Regions from separate parts of the Homo sapiens genome. Here region 1 is linked to region 2. The links are chromatin contacts, found by Hi-C or POLR2A ChIA-PET in ENCODE. All regions are on one chromosome and are shown on one strand. Each heading gives the region's core, a stretch centred on a gene start or an enhancer-like site at or near the end of the contact. The rest is flanking DNA. Distances are from core to core; before and after follow the strand shown.

Region 1 (4,427 bases), core at 104-2,603, 240 kb before region 2:
ACCTTGAGGGCTTCTGTCTCGCCAAGTCTTCCCAGCAGCCCAGCTCAAAATTATTCAAAGATTGGTAGGAGGAAGAGAAAGTAACATTTAAAGTACCATTTATTGAGCTACTGCTTCATGCCATGCATTGCAGCTGGGTATTTTATGATCCTCATGAGAATCCAACCCATTCTATAGATTAGGAAACTGACGCTCAAAGAGATTTATTCACTTGTCCAAAGTAGCTCAACCCTTTGTATAACAAGGCAAGGGATGAGTGAAGACATGGCTCTGAGTGGATGGATGTGTGGGCCCTTGAGTCTGAAGAGAAGAAGGAAGAATCAAGAGACTGGGGGAGGAGGGTTGTGGACCTGGGCCTGCCCCAACTCCAAATATGGTGCTCCTTCTCCTCCTCCATGGTTGTGCCTTCTTCTCTTCCTCCTTCCCTGGGATCAGACTCATTGTGAATGTGCCTCTTGCCTGTTCCCAGGGCCCATCTGGCACACAGGGGCAGGGAGGAAGGCTCAGGCCAACAGACCCCTGCCCTCTTGCCCCTGTGAGCTGCCCAGGTCAGCATGCATGGCAGAGCAAGGGCTCGGAGGTGAGGGTTCAGGCCCTGGAAATGGGTCTCTGCCTGCAGGCCCCTAGCCCCTCCTTGCCTCCACCATTTCAGTGTTCCCTGAGTCAGGGCCAGCTAGCTTCTGGTATGGGGCTAGTCTCAGGCTATGTAGAGCCCAGTGCTGGAAACCAGAATTGGGGGTAGCCTAGGACAGGGACCTGAGCTTGGGCTTCAAGATCAGGCTGACGTGGGCCTGGTTTAGCTCTGCAGCTTCCATGCTATATGTATCCCCGGCCTCATCTCCCAGCCTCTCATGAAATGATAGGTACCAAGTATGTAGCATAAACTGCCATCTCATGAGGGCTCTGCATGTAATAGTTCTGATTATTTTGAAGTCCTGCTTTACAGTCCAGGCTCTGAGACCTACTTGCTATGTGACTGTATGCAAATCACTCTCTCCACTGAGCTTGGGGTCCCACAGATCTAGAATCCAGCTCTCCTGGCTGGAGCAGCAGCAATTCTGTTTCCATGGTAACCCAGCTGTCTCTCCAGGGACCATCTGGATCTCCTCACCCTGACAAGGTGCGGCCCAGGCAACCAGGTGTTTGTGTTTTGCAGTGGAAGCTCTGCAAGGTGGTAATTCCCCTCACTGGGGACAGGGCGGTGGCCAGGCAGATGGCTGGAGGGAAGCAGAGCCTCCTTGCCGGCTGCCTGTGCTGTTCTGAGCCCAGAGAGACACAGAACCCAGAGCTCGGGAAGTCTGGCCACGGCTTTCCTTGAAGAGTTATTAACAGATGCTTCATTATATTCCTAGGAAAGCTTCCTGGCTTGTTGAGGCTGGCCAGGTGAGAAACACTGCCTGGGGCTGGACTCCTGTAGGGAATTCCAGAGGACCCAGTCTCACCTGTTTGGGATGAAGAGACACTATTGTCTCTGCAGGAAACAGGAATTACTGGGGGGAAACATTAGCAGTCTGCCTTTCAAACAGGCACATAATTATAATGACGGCAGAAACTCAGCGCACAGGATAAGCTAAATTCACCCCTTCAACGTAAGCTCATGGGTAGCTATTATGTTTAGACTCTGTGATCCGTACTTAGGGAACCCTGTACTCCCAAAGGAGCTCACAGACCCAGACCTGGCAGGGACATGCTTAGGAAAAGATGGTGTCAACAGACCCACAACACAGAACCACACTGTGGGGTGGGGAAGCAGAGAGGCGGGACCAGCCACTTCCAGCAGGAAGTTTCCAACCTGGACTGGGTTGGGACGGTGAGGGGATAGTCATCTGCCATCAGTTTACATAGGTGAGCCCCTTGACTTACAACAGCCCGCAACAGGGATCCCCTGTGCTTCTTTCCCAGGTGAGGAAACTGAGGCTCAGAGAGGTTAAGTCCCTTGCCCAGGGTCACACAGCTAGGGAGGGACTGAGCCAGGATCAGAACTGACTCGTTGCACCCTGTGTGGGGACGCTGCCCTCCTCCGTAGGTTGCCCTGGGAGGCTCCGGCCGAGCAAAACAGTTCTCTGCCTCTGTCCTTTTGGCTCTTTCTCTCTCTCCCCGCCCCCCTTTCTCCTTCCTCTCTTTCACTCTCCCCGTCTCCTTTCTCCTCCTTTCCCTCTCTCCCCCACTTCCTTTGTCTCTCCCCTTTCCCCTTGGGACCACTGCTCCGTGCACCACAGGTCCTGCTGCTCGGCTCTGCCAGGGTCATCTGCAGCGTCTGCTCTAGGTGGCCGGCTATCTGCTCACAGGCTGCTGCCCTGCTCCAGCCCTGGGCCACGCCCCCAGAAATGCCTGCTGTTGTTTAGCTCTGCCCCCTCCTGAGGACCCTCAGCCAAGGAAGTGACATCATTGCATACATTCCCATTTCCTCCAGGCTCCGTGTGGTCTTGAGCCCACTCTCAGATGTGCGCCCCAGATGTTTAGAATCACTTCCTCCCAATTAAGCGTCTGCCGGGAGTCGAGGGGCCCGCCTGTGTGCAGGGTCCATGTCTGTTCAAAAGGGTCTCAGAAGAGAGAAAATGGGAACTCCTCCCTGCACAGACGGCGGGAAAGTGGTTCACTGTTGAGCTCCCTGGGGAAGCCGGGAAGCCAGCACTCTGAAGCATGCTGGATGCGGTGGAGGTGGTGCCTGTGCTTGATTGTCCGCCCGTGTGGAAGCGCGAGGATGTGCAGGTGGCCCAGTGGTCTCCAGGGAGAGATTTGAGTGTCAGGGCCTCTGTGCCTAGTTCTCCTCCCTCTCCAAATGGAAAGAGAACTGTGGGAGGAGAAAAACAAAAGAGAAGAAAGACACAGCCCCTCTAAAGAAGGAGGGCACAGGTGCCAAGGTGGCCCCATGGGTCAAGGCCCAGGGTGTGGACCCCTCCTCCGAGGGCACTCATGCCCTGCTCGGGCTAGGCTAGGTTTTAGGGTTCCGGTCCTGTGCCTCCTCCTGGGGTGCCTTTGCTCTGTGTCAGAGTCACATGTCCACACAGCTAGGCAGATGACACAAAGATGGCATCTCACTGAAGATACAGAAGTGATCAGGGGCACCAGAGTGCCCAGCCCCACCAAGGGGACAGCTGCTACACAGGGGCCACCTGAGGCCATGCGTGACACACACCCAGAACTGCCAGCACTTGTGATTCCACAAGAAGCTTGGAGTTATTGTTTTTGTTTTTGTTTTGAAACGGAGTTTCACTCTTGTCATCCAGGCTGGAGTGCAATGGCGCGATCTCAGCTCACTGCAACCTCTGCCTCCCAGGTTCAAGCGATCCTCTTGCCTCAGCCTCCCCAACAGCTGGGGTTGCAGGCAACCACCACCATGGCTAATGTTTGTATTTTTAGTAGAGATGGGGTTTCACTGTGTTGACCAAGCTGGTCTTGAACTCCTGAACTCAGGTGATCTGCCCGCCTCGGCCTCCCAAAGTGCTAAGATTATAGGTGTGAGCCACCATGCCCAGCCTAGGAAGCCTGGTGGGGGGTTTTGTTTGTTTGTTTTTTGTTTTTTTTTGTTTTGAGACGGAGTCTCGCTCTGTCACCCATGCTGGAGTGCAGTGGCACGATCTTGGCTCACTGCAACCTCCGCCTCTCGTGTTCAAGTAATTCTCCTATCTCCGCCTCCCAAGTAGCTGGAATTACAAGCACACGCCACCACGCCTGGCTAAAATACAATTTTTAGTAGAGATGGGGTTCCACAAAGTTGGCCAGGCTGGTCTCGAACTCCTGACCTCAGGTGATCCACCTGCCTCAGCCTCCCAAAGTGCTGGGATTACAGGCATGAGCCACCGTGCCCGGTCATGCCTGGTGTTTTTAATGCTATTGACCACTCCTGTGCAGCTAGTCCAGTGAGACTGAGGCTGGCTCTTGGGTGGCCAGTGGAGGCACTGGGCTGAAATCATTTGAGGAACAATGGACCCATGAATGATGGGAGGAGGGTCAGTTTTTGGAGAATCTAGTGGAGGTTGGCCACCTTGAGCTTGCCTCCTGCTCTCCTGCTTTAGAGCTGTGTGACTTTAAGGAACTGACTTAACCTCTCTGATCCTCAGCTGTTGCATCAGGAAACGGGGCTAACTGTAACCCTCGTTTGGTGCTGTCTGCGTTGAGGATTAAATGGGAGGATATAAGGGAAAACTGTGCCCTGCATGTAGTGAAAACTCAGTGTCTTATTTGCTACATCCCAATGACTGAGACAGAATAGGTGAGTGGGTGGTACCCCTGCACCCCTCAAAAAATCACTTATGGGAGGAAGATGGCTGGTATGGGAAGGAGGATACTGTGTGTTGGACAGCAAAGGGGAAGCAGGAGGACGGTGTATTTTTGGAGGTCACAAGATACATAATAATTCATAGGTATACATAATAAGTATTGGTGGTAGGGTTACATTATCGTTACTGTTCCTCTCTGACATG
Region 2 (4,610 bases), core at 1,644-4,143:
CAAGCAGGGCGGCCACTCTTGACTCCCTCCATTGTGCTAGGGTCTTACCATCCTCTGGGGCCTTCACATCAAAGTTCACCTCAGAACCTGTGAAGAGAGAATGGATTTATTTTGCAAGATGAGGTTACACCCAAGGGAGGACTTAGTGACCACTGGGTCATTATTGTGTTCATCATTAAAAGTTCCGATTAATTGCACAGTGTGGGCTTAGTTTTTTTTTCAGAGTTGATCATTGTCCCTGGGGAAATTTGTAGTCTGAGACGGATAGGCTTGTTCAAAATGCAAGTGGTAGAAAAGACATTTGCAAACATCAGGCAGAATCCAGAACTCAACAGATGGAAAGAATGTGAACTTAAGGAAAAAGACATATATCTTAGATATGACACCAAAAACTCAAGCAATGACAACAAAGTAGATAAATAGAATAATTAAAATAAAATATTTGTGCTTCAAAGGATACTATCAAAGAGGTGAAAGGGCAACCCACAGAATGGGAGAAAATATTTGCAAATCATATATCTGAGAAGGGACCTGTAGCCACAATACATAAAAAAAAAAAAAACTATTACAACTCATTGATTAAAAAAAAAAAAGGCTGGATGTCGTGGCTCATGTCTGTAATCCCAGTACTTTTGGGAGGCCAAGGCTAGAGGATTGCTTGAGCCCAGGGGTTCTAGATGAGCCGGAACAACATAGGGAGACCCTTTCTCTACAAAAAACAATTTTTTTTAAAGTATCTGGACATGGTGATGGGCACCTGTGGTCTCAGCTACTTGGGAGGCTGAGCTGGGAGGATCACTTGAGCCTGGGAAGTCAAGGCAGCAGTGAGCCATGATCGGGCTACTGGATTCCACCCTGGGTGACAGAGGAAACCCTCTGTCAAAAACAAAGAAGGCCAGGCACGGTGGCTCATGCCTGTAATCCCACCACTTTGGGAGGCCAAGGCTTGAGCCCAGGAGTTTGAGACTAGTCTGGGCAACATGATGAAACCCCATCTTTACCAAAAATGCAAAAATTAGCCAACCTCATACTCAGTCTCAAAATAAATAAATAAATAAATAAATAAAAATTAAATTAAGGCCGGGCGTGGTGGCTCACGCCTGTAATCCCAGCACTTTGGGAGGCTGAGACGGGCGGATCACGAGGTCAGGAGATCGAGACCATCCTGGCTAACATGGTGAAACCCCGTCTCTACTAAAAATACAAAAATTAGCCGGGCATGGTGGCGCGCGCCTGTAGTCCCAGCTACACGGGAGGCTGAGGCAGGAGAATGGCGTGAACCCGGGAGGCGGAGCTTGCAGTGAGTCGAGATCGCGCCACTGCACTCCAGCCTGGGCGACAGAGCAAAACTCCGTCTCAAAAAAAAAAAAAAAAAAAAAAAAAAAAAAAAAAAAATTAAATTAAAAAATTAAAACAAATGAAAACAAATCAAATAACCCAATTTTTAAAATGGGAAAACAAATATTTCTTTAAAGAAGACATACAAATGGCCAATAGGTGCATGAGAAAATGCTCAATATCATTAGTCATTTGGGAAATGCAAATCAAAACCTCTGTGAGATACCACTTCGTACCCACTGGGATAGGCAAAGATGTGGAGAAATTGGAACCCTCAAACATTGATGGTAGAAATGTAAAATGGTGCAGCCACTATAGAAAACAGTTTGGGGCTGGGAGCAGTGGCTCACGCCTGTAATCCCAGCACCTTGGCAGGCCAAGGAAGGCAGATCGCTTGAGGTCAGGAATTCGAGACCAGCCTGGCCAACATGGTGAGACCCCATTTCCACTAAAAGATACAAAAAATAGCCAGACGTGGTGACAAGCGCCTGTAATCCCAGCTACTCAGGAGGCTGAGGCAAGAGAAACACTTGAACCCTGGAGGCGGAAACTACAGTGAGCCGAGATTGTGCCACTGCACTTCACCCTGGGTGACATAGGGAGAGTCTTGTCTCAAAAAAAAAAAAAAAATTAAAAAAAATTTTAAAAAAGAACACAGTTTGGTGGCTCCTCAACGAGTTAAACAGAGAATTGCCACATGACTCAGCAATCCCACTTCTAAGTCTATACCCAAAAGGATTGAAAACAAACAGGTACTTAAATAGTTGTACACAAATGCTCATAGAAGCACTACTCGCAATAGACAAAAAGTGGAAATCACCCAGATATCCATCAATGGATGAATGGGTACAAAAAAATGTGAACATTATTCAGCCATTACAAAAAGTAAAGTGCTGATGCATGCTACAACATAAATAAACTTTGAAAACGTTATGGTAAGTGAAAACGGCCATACTTAAAAGGTCAAATTTTGTATGATTCTATTTATATGAATGTCCAGAATAGGCAAATCTGTAGACACAGAAAGCAGCTTGTTGGATGCCAGGGGCTGGGGAGGGTGGAGGGATAATGGCAAGTGACCACTAGAGAGTATGGGGTTTCATTTCGGGGTGATGAAAATGTCCTGGAATTAGATAGTGGTAACGGTTGCACAACTCTGTGAATACACTAGAAAACACTAAATGTTGTATTTTAAAAAGGTGAGTGATATGTTATGTGAATCATATCTCAATTGAACAAAAGAAGGCTGTAGGCTGGGCATGGTGGCTCACGCCTGTAATCCCAGCACTTTGGGAGGCCGAGGCAGGCGGATCACCTGAGGTCAGGAGTTCAAGACCAGTCTGGCTAACATGGTGAAACCCCGTCTCTACTAAAAAGTACAAAAATTAGCCTGGAGTGGTAGTGTGTACCTGTAATCCCAGGTACTCAGGAGGCTGAGGCAGGAGAATCGCTTGAACCGGGAGGCGGAGGTTGCAGCCACTGCACTCCAGTCCAGTCGACAGAGCAAGACTCTGTTTCAAAAAAAAAAAAAAAAAAAGGCTGTAAACTCCTTGGTCAATTGTGAGAACTTGTTCTCCAGCGCCCCCTATGGGGGATCACAGACTCTGTTGCCTCCATGTTGAAGGACAGGATAGCCAGGGACCTGGAACAAGAGCCCTGGCAAAGTAGCTTGAGCAAAAGGGAAGATTTGCCAGATAGATGCAGAAATATCTGATGGTACCTGAGGGCAGCCAGGGCAGGACTTTCAAGGCAGTGAAGACACAAAGGGGGAAGCTGGCCGGAGCCCAGGCAGCCCCTCTCCCAGCCTCCTTCCTTTCTCTGCCCCAACCTCCTCAGGCTCCAGGGACTTCTGTTTTTCTCTGTTATGTAAGAATCCTCATGACCAGTCTGAAGGTTCTGTCTGCTTATCGGTGGCTCACCAGTGGAGCCCTGGAAACACCCGACCCTGGCACTCTATGTTCCAGCTCTAGGAGATAGTGGACCTGCCTGGCTTCTGGATTAATTCTCCGTGGTCAAACGTCCACTCAAAGTCCGATCAGCTGGACCTCAGAAGAGGCTGGAAATGGGCTGCTCCTCTTGGATCCTAAGGATGGTTTGTGTCACTAAGCAGGAGACAGACAGGGCTGAAGAACACAGAAACCAGGAACTCAAATATGCTGTGTCTCTTCTCTCTGTTTCCCTCCCTCTCAGCTCTCTCCCTGCACTGCACACTGGCAGCAGCTCCAGACCTGCACACCCTGGAGAAGGAAGGATTGGGATTCTTCCACTTCCAACCCAGTGAATCTGAGGGAAGAACTCTGCCTAATCCAGCTTGTCCTGAGGTCAAAGAAGCCCCAGAGGAAGGGTGATAATACTGCTAGGGCCCCCTCTATAGGCGTGTGCATGGGGTGGAACAGTTCCCAAGAAGGGGAGGGGAAGGCACAACTACAGTCATCTACTACAAGATCTATAAAAGCTGGGGAGAGGGGTTGAGGAGAGCATAGGACCACCAGCCTGTCTGATCAACATGTGAGGCCTTCTTGGAGGAAGGCAGGATTTCCAGAGTGTTTCCATGGTAGGAACGTTACTATTTGCCATCAAATTGCAGGATTGCTAGAACATGGGATTTGAAACCCCCTCAATGGATTCTGAAAATCAGGGAAGGTGAAGGGAAGACCTCATCAATAAGATACCGTAATACACAAGCCTGTTAGGAAGCTACCATGTGCTCGGTACTTCCCATTCCCCGAGCACCTCCTCAAATGAGTTCCTTTCACTGTTTTTCAGATAAGGGAAACTGAGGCTCTGAAAGGCATACTTATCTGAGCAGAGCAGGATCCCTGGAGGGCTCAGACTCCAGCCCAGACCCCTTCTATCATGGTGTACTGCCCCACCCTTTGCAGACCTCTTAGGTGGTGGGGGATCAGGCCTGGGACTAGATGAGGGGGACTGGATGTGTGTGGCCAGATGGGAGCAGCCTAGACCTCAGGAACTAAAGCTGCAGGGCACGTGGCCTTCCCTAGGCACTGCAGAGCTCTGTGGGAACTGATGAGGTGGGAGGAGGCAGTGTTTCTATGTGTGGGAGATCATATCCTTCCAATAAACACATGCGTGAGGGGCCTGGGGCTCCTCCCTGTGACTGAGGCCATTTGTTTCTAAGCAGTAAACTGTGACTGACCTGGAGACCAACCAATGCTTCCAGGGAAGATGCTCATCGGATGCCCTCCAGCTTCAAGATGGCTTCCTCAAGGGCCTCCCCAGCTCCCCACTCCAGATGTTGGGGCCCTTCTGTG

The links. A loop is a pair of places that touch in the nucleus more often than their neighbours do. ChIA-PET counts read pairs that join two places held with the same protein, here RNA polymerase II (POLR2A). Pooled maps may share reads with other maps.
Region 1: a pooled map shows a loop between it and region 2 (2.1-fold over the local background). The contact joins two enhancer-like sites. A Hi-C loop is called at or near these places in 1 of 168 maps with a recorded cell type or tissue (ovary) and 5 of 50 pooled maps. POLR2A ChIA-PET finds 5 or more read pairs at or near these places in 2 of 52 experiments (A673 and WTC11).

The regions. Positions count from the first base shown.
Region 1 is chr10:79,228,063-79,232,489 of GRCh38, forward strand. All of the region lies in intron 7 of ZMIZ1 (zinc finger MIZ-type containing 1), which reads left to right. Among named protein-coding and RNA genes, the nearest start is that of PPIF, 120 kb to the right of the region's middle. RefSeq lists an enhancer at 2,170-2,464. Within about 2 kb of position 1,354, at least 5 of the 41 ENCODE cell types and tissues checked have a DNase peak (open chromatin) inside an H3K27ac peak, as active enhancers do.
Region 2 is chr10:79,464,663-79,469,272 of GRCh38, forward strand. No RefSeq gene overlaps it. Among named protein-coding and RNA genes, the nearest start is that of ZCCHC24, 21 kb to the left of the region's middle. Within about 2 kb of position 2,894, at least 16 of the 41 ENCODE cell types and tissues checked have a DNase peak (open chromatin) inside an H3K27ac peak, as active enhancers do.